2 separate regions of the Mus musculus genome follow, and region 2 is linked to region 1. The links are chromatin contacts, found by Hi-C or POLR2A ChIA-PET in ENCODE. All regions are on one chromosome and are shown on one strand. The core of a region is the stretch at or near the end of the contact, and the rest is flanking DNA. Distances in the headings are between cores, read along the strand shown.

What was found. Hi-C counts contacts between places; a loop is a spot of excess contacts on that map. ChIA-PET counts read pairs that join two places held with the same protein, here RNA polymerase II (POLR2A).
Region 2: a map of v-Abl transformed pro-B cells shows a loop between it and region 1 (2.6-fold over the local background). The contact joins the promoter of Faf2 here to the enhancer-like site in region 1. A Hi-C loop is called at or near these places in 1 of 37 maps with a recorded cell type or tissue (v-Abl transformed pro-B cells). POLR2A ChIA-PET finds 5 or more read pairs at or near these places in 1 of 5 experiments (embryonic stem cell).

What each region holds. Positions count from the first base shown.
Region 1 is chr13:54,113,279-54,116,303 of GRCm38, reverse strand. No RefSeq gene overlaps it. Among named protein-coding and RNA genes, the nearest start is that of Gm52069, 25 kb to the right of the region's middle. Within about 2 kb of position 1,428, at least 1 of the 3 ENCODE cell types and tissues checked has a DNase peak (open chromatin) inside an H3K27ac peak, as active enhancers do.
Region 2 is chr13:54,619,789-54,623,148 of GRCm38, reverse strand. Faf2 (Fas associated factor family member 2) reads right to left here and starts at 1,365. Exons shown (of 11, transcript NM_178397.3): 1 at 1,246-1,365. The coding sequence starts at 1,308.

The DNA.
Region 1 (3,025 bases), core at 179-2,678:
TGGCCCTGTCCATCTGGACACTGGCAGAAGGTAGGCTGAGGGCTGGGCCTGGGAGGAGGTGACTGTGGCAGGCACCAGTGTGGTGGGCAGGGTACTCTGCTCAGAGCTCTCTCTGTGTCATGGTGGCTGGTGGGTCTTTTACTTGTTGTGATTCCCCCACCTGCGAGGTGGCCATTTCTAAAGTCATTCACAGGGCTCATGAGGGATGAAATGAAGTGTTCTCTAGGGAGGAATAAGCTGAATTTCTGCACAATGGGGCTCATTGATGGGCGAGAACTACATGAGAGAGAACACATGTTAGTAAGCTCTGCACTGTGCTGGACAGAGTGCAACTGTGTGGGCCTTAATCTGCTTCCTAGCATTGCCAGAACCACGGAACGATTTCTGGTACGTTCCTGTTACTAGAAGTTCTCAGCCAGAGATGCATCTTAAAATAGGCTCCCAGTGCTTAAAAATTCCAGTCCCCAGCCTAAGCTCTCACTGAGAGAGGTTTGGAAGGGACCGGAGGACAAGACCCCTTTAATGGACACGACCCCTTTAATTCCCTCTCAAATGAACTTGGAATGAAACTTGGGATTAAAAATGCGTGCTGTCTACATACTCAAACAGCGAGTGCTCTAATGCTCAGTCAACTTTCAGTGATGTCCCATTGCTGTCAGTCTCTGTCCTTGTCCCTCCAGATCACACCTCCCCAACCTCTGGCTCTGTTCTCAGATGGATGGAATTGGACCTGCCTCCTCCAGATTTTGCTGGGAGACTCTAAGCACGTGGAGATTCCTTTGTTTCTCACGCTAAGTTCACAGCACACTGCCTTTTCCTCTGTAGCAACCCTACTTCACGTAGGGGCTTCATTTCCCTCTCCCTCCTCCTCTTCCTCCTCATCACCTCCTTCTCCTCCTCTTCTCCATCCTCCTCTCTGTCCTCCTCCTCCTCCACCTCTCCTTCCTCCTCCCCTTCTCCTCTTCATCCTTCTCCCCTTCTCTTCTCCATCTTTCTCCTCCTCCACTCTATCCTCCTCCCTCCACCTCTCTGTCCTCCTCTCTGCCCTCCTCCTCCTCCTTCTCCTTTCCCTCCTCCTCCATTACGACCACTACCAGCTCCCACCACCAGCACCACCACCACCTTCTTTGATGTCTCCTGGCCTGTTCCACTTTCTCTGTCCTCACCCCCACAGTCCCCTTAAAGCTTCTCACCCTTCCTCACCCCACATGGCTCCTCTCTGAAAGTGGATTCCCAGCCCTTCCTTCCTCATCTGAAATTGTTATTCAGAGTCCGTACCACGGGGTTGGGCCCGTTCTTATTTCAATAGAACCGGTATTTTCCTCTCTATTTTTAGTTTTAAAAGGCTGTTCTCTCATATTACCATCTTTGTCAGAGCCACTGCTTCTGTAGTCAGCATTTTCATTATCAGAGTAGCGCACAGTCTACTAGAAAAAGGGATGAGAACAGAGCCTGGCTGGTGACTGCTGTCAGCCCTGTTGGATCTACGCTCCTGGCCCTGAAGGCAGCAGGATGGCTTTCCGGGACCACCCAAACGAAGCTCCTGGAAGCAGCGTGGGAGCTTTTCCATTTAGATGTTATTATAGAGGAAAAGGCCAAGGGATTGGGGGACACAAACAGGCCACTGGCCCAGGGTTCCCTGGGAATATTAATGTTCAGACTGCTCAGTGGAACAGATTGGCCCATATTAAAGATGAGGAGATAGGCTCTGAGAAGAGGCTCACCGAAGCAGTGGCAGCGCCAGGCTGTGAAGGAAGCCCAGGGTTGAGGCTGAAGCCGTGCCGTCTCAGGTGCTCAGAGCTCCCAGGACCGGGATTCGTGGGCTTTTTCCTAAGCTGCTGCATGCTGCTCTGATCTCTAGGTCTTGGCATAGTTTCCCTTCCTGGTGATCTCCGCGCCCATTGGGGATGGCTCAAAAGGCTTGCTGGGGGCACTCCCACTCTGTCCCCTTTCACAAAAAGTTCAATGCTCATTCTCTGAGCTCCTGGAATACCATCAGCTCTGGTGGCACAGAGGTCAAGGGCAGAGCCCTGCCCACCTTAGTCTGGGGTGTGACCATGCCTTTCTCTTACTTTCGCTGAAGACCCCCTTTTACAATGTACCCCAAAGAAATGCACATGGGGAGGATTCCATCCTGCCCACGGACTCCAACAACAGCAATAGCTACTGCTGGGGGAATTGTGTCTTTCTTCCAAGCCTTTAGGACCACCTGCTTAAGCTTGGGACTAGCCTGCAGCCTCTTGCCACCAGCAGGCAGCTCCTGGAAGCATCTAGCATCAGCCTTGAGATCTTGCAGGCAATGCTGCTCTCTGGTGTCACTTCACAGTACTGCCGTTCCTCTCTGGTCCGGAGCTGGGATTGCAAACCCTGGCGCAGGCCTGACAAGGAGATGTGAGATAGGAGTCTCTCATTGGCCTGAGGCTAGGCCAGGCTGCCTGCCAGTGAGCCCCAAGAGATCTGCTGGTCTGTGTCTCTCCAGTTCTGGGTTACAAGTGATCACCGGTTGTTGCACCCAGCTTTTTTATGCAGACACTGGGGATTGAACTTAGGTCTTCATTACTTTAGGACACTTTATCTCTTCAACCTCAGATTTACAGAGGTCTCTGCTTCCTGAGTGCTAAGAACAAAAGTAAGTACTATTGTGCTCTACTGTAGAATTATTTTTCAATAGCAATGAACATGTCCTGAGTTCGAGAAACAGAAAAGAGGGGAAAAAGTAAACCTCAGGCCAGCGTCGGTCTTAGTGCCCAGTGGCAGCCTTTCTTCTCTGCTTAGTGCACACTGTGACAGTCAACTGAAATGTACCAATATGTCTATTTTGCAAGACTTTAAAAAATACTAAAGGACTTGCGTTCTAATGTCTTTGATTACTCCTATAACAGTGCATGCCTATTATCTTTTGCTAGGAAATATCTCGCCATCCTCTGGGAACGTCCTCCAACCTCTCTGCCACCCCAGTCCCTTACCTGCTTCCCCAACATACTCAGTTCACACGGCTCGCATGGGAGAAGCCAGAGAGCATATT
Region 2 (3,360 bases), core at 116-2,615, 510 kb before region 1:
CGACATCACAAATATTTAGTGGGCGGTGTCTGGCATTAAGGCTTAGCATAAAAAGTGCTAAAAAAAATCAATATTTAGCACATTTCCTATTAGAAAATGAGTTCTATTGACTTCAATTTATCTGGAAAATGATTATTAATAGTAACAACTGTTTAGGCACATTTTACAGTTTACAAAGTTGTCTTCTTCTTCTTTTTTTTTTTTTGTTTTTTTTTTTTTTGTTTTTTGTTTTTTCGAGACAGGGTTTCTCTGTGTAGCCCTGGCTGTCCTGGAACTCACTCTGTAGACCAGGCTGGCCTCGAACTCAGAAATCCCCCTGCCTCTGCCTCCCGAGTACTGGGATTAAAGGCGTGCGCCACCACTGCCCGGCCCCAAAGTCTTCTAAATACCGTGTAACACCCATAAACTCAGTTTACCTCCTAAAACATCCGCAAGGGAATAGACATTTTGAAGTTATATGTAAGAACTAAGGATACGGCTAATGCCATGGTTACCACCACCCGGGTGGCATCCTCCCACCAGACCCTCCACCTGATTAAAGTGCTTAGAGCCTTTTTTTTTTTAAAACAAAACAAAACAAAACCAGAAACATCCACTTAATGGGGCGGGTCCTGCAGGTTGCCACCCTCCTCAAGCAGAGTCAGCCGTTCAGGAGCAAGCCGAAGGGCAACAAATCCAGTCAGAGGCCTTCGATGATACTTCATGTTACATTGTTTCCTCCAGAGGCGTCCTCCCACATTTCTAGGGCAGGTGCCAGGTCTGTGTGTGGGCGCTTCTTTTCCCCACTACAACCACCCAACACGAGCCCTAGGGACCACCGAGAGACCCCCAGCAAGCGTCGGTGAATAACATGGGATGGTGGTGGTCTGCGGTCCAGCCCTGCAAGCTGATGCCAACTCTGCGATTGGGGATCTGAGTTATCTCTAGCACATCCCCACCAATCGATGGGCGGAGAGGGTCTGGCGGGTTAATCAGGCCGGCAAGGATTGCAGACCAGCGACGCTACGGGAAATCAAGGCAGCTGACCCACTGTGGTCGAGCCCGGCTAGCAGAGGTGGCTGGAAGGCTGAGGACCCACAGAGGTTGGGCGCCGGGGAAATCCGGGCAGTTGGCGTCTGGGGGGGAGGGGGCCGCCTGCGGGTTTGAAACTGGTCCCAACCCCAACCTGAGGATGGTTTTGCGCTCCTCTAGGGTCCCACTCCCCATCCCGCGGCGGCCTGGGCTGCACCGAGAACTCGCTGCTACCTGAAACTGCAGCAGCTTCTCGGTCTGCTCCTGAGTTAGATCCTGCTCCTCAGGCGCCGCCATTTTGCCGCCGCCTCTACGCTCCTGACCCGTCCGCACCGTCACCCGCCGGAAGTGATCTCAGGTGTAACCACTTCCGGCCTGAACCGCCGCCGGGACTCAACTGCGTCTGCGCGCGCTAACTCGCGGGCACCCTCCCCGCCCCCTTCCGAATCTCGCCACCAGAGGGCGACGTTCGCGTGTCTAGGCCGAACAATTCAGGACCCTGCCGATCTATCTCCCAAAGATCTAAAATTGATGAAAAGATGACAGACCCCAGAGGGTCAGTGTACCTCCAGGAGCTCGAGAGAGTCCCGCAATTTGGCTGCTCCTTAACCGTTTTTTTAAATTATCTACGATATTCTTGAAGATTTCTCAGGAAACGATTGCTTTCACGAAATAGCGCCAGTTTGATACTTAATCCTTTCATAAAGTTGGTCTGCCTTATTAGGGGAAACAGTGGTGAGGCTTTGTTGTCTCTTGCTAGGAGTGTCTGTAACCAGGTTAATGGTGCTTCCCAGACACTCAGCTCTGTACCTCGTCCAACCTCATGCCCAGGCCACTCGCCCTTCATCCCTTTGACAGACCAAAGATAAGATAGTTGGTCTGAGTCAAGGAAACTTGACTTTAAGTGTGTATGATTCCTTGCATACGAAGGGTATCCTGGAGCAAGCCACCTAGACTCTGTTACTTTTGGTTGAACGCGATTGACTTAAAGCCTGCCCATTCCTCCTTTGCCTTTTCCTGGGCACACTGCGGTGGCCAAGACTTGAAGATCTTGAACTCAAGAGCAACCTGCACTACATAATGAGACCGTGTGTCAAAACGACAACAATCAAAGGAACAACACACACACACACACACACACACACACACACCCCGAGTGCATTTTATTCCTAACCTTTAGGCCCTTCTTAGCCTAATATTGTCCAATAAAAACGTGAGCCACACGAGCAATTTTTTAATAGCAGCCATACTAGGGAGAAGTGATGTTCTGCTGATGGGAAACTAAATTATTAGTTCATCCATTACAGAAATCAGAATAAAGACTCCCCTCACAATTAGTTAGAACTGTTATACAACCCAGCTACACCAGTTCTGGTGCACACTTCCAAGAGTCAAAGTCAGTTTACTATAGACATACCTGTAATTCACATACTTACTGATATGCACAATAAATCATAGACTCAGCCTAAGTGTCTACCAGTAGATGAGTGGACAAAAAAAAAAAAAAAAGTCTGTATATAGCAGGGCATGGCAGCACATACCTTTAATCCCAGTACTCAGTTGGTAGAGGCAGGTGGATCCCTGAGTTCCAGGTCAGCCTGGTCTACAAATCAAGTTCCAGAACAGCCAGGGCTACACAGGGGAAACCCAGTCTCAAAAACAAAACAAAATTCTAGCACTGGAGAGATGGCTCAGCAGTTAAGAGCATTGTCTATTCTTCCAGAGGACTTAAGTTCAGTTCCCAGCACCAACATGGCAGCTCGAAAAAGTCTAAAACTCCAGTTCCAGACATTCATAGGTGCAGGGAAAACAACAATGCACTTAAAATAAAAAAGTTTGCCAGGCGGTGGTGGCACACGCCTTTAATCCCAGCACTTGGGAGGCAGAAGCAGGCAGATTTCTTAGTTCGAGGCCAACCTGGTCTACAGAGTGAGTTCCAGGATAGCCAGGGGTGAGTTTAGAGGAGCTCTGAGGACAACTGGGGACAGTTAGTAATGAATGCAAATTGGTTCTAGGATCCAGGAGCTACGCAAACACTAAATGACTCTGTGATTTAAAGGACTCATTGCTCTTGCAGGGGACCTGGATTTCATTCCTGGCACCTGCATGGTGGATCACAATCATCTGGAGTTCCACCTTCAGGGGATCCGACACCACGTCTGGCCGCTGAGGCCCCCCAGACACACATGCGGTGCACAGACATACTCACAGGCAAATACTCATGTATCTAAAAAATAAAAAAGAATAAATCTATTAAAAGATAAAAAAATGCCTGGAGGTGGGGGGTACAAACTTTAACTCTGAGCACTCAGGAGGCAGAGGCAGGTGAATCGCTGAGTTTGAGGCCAG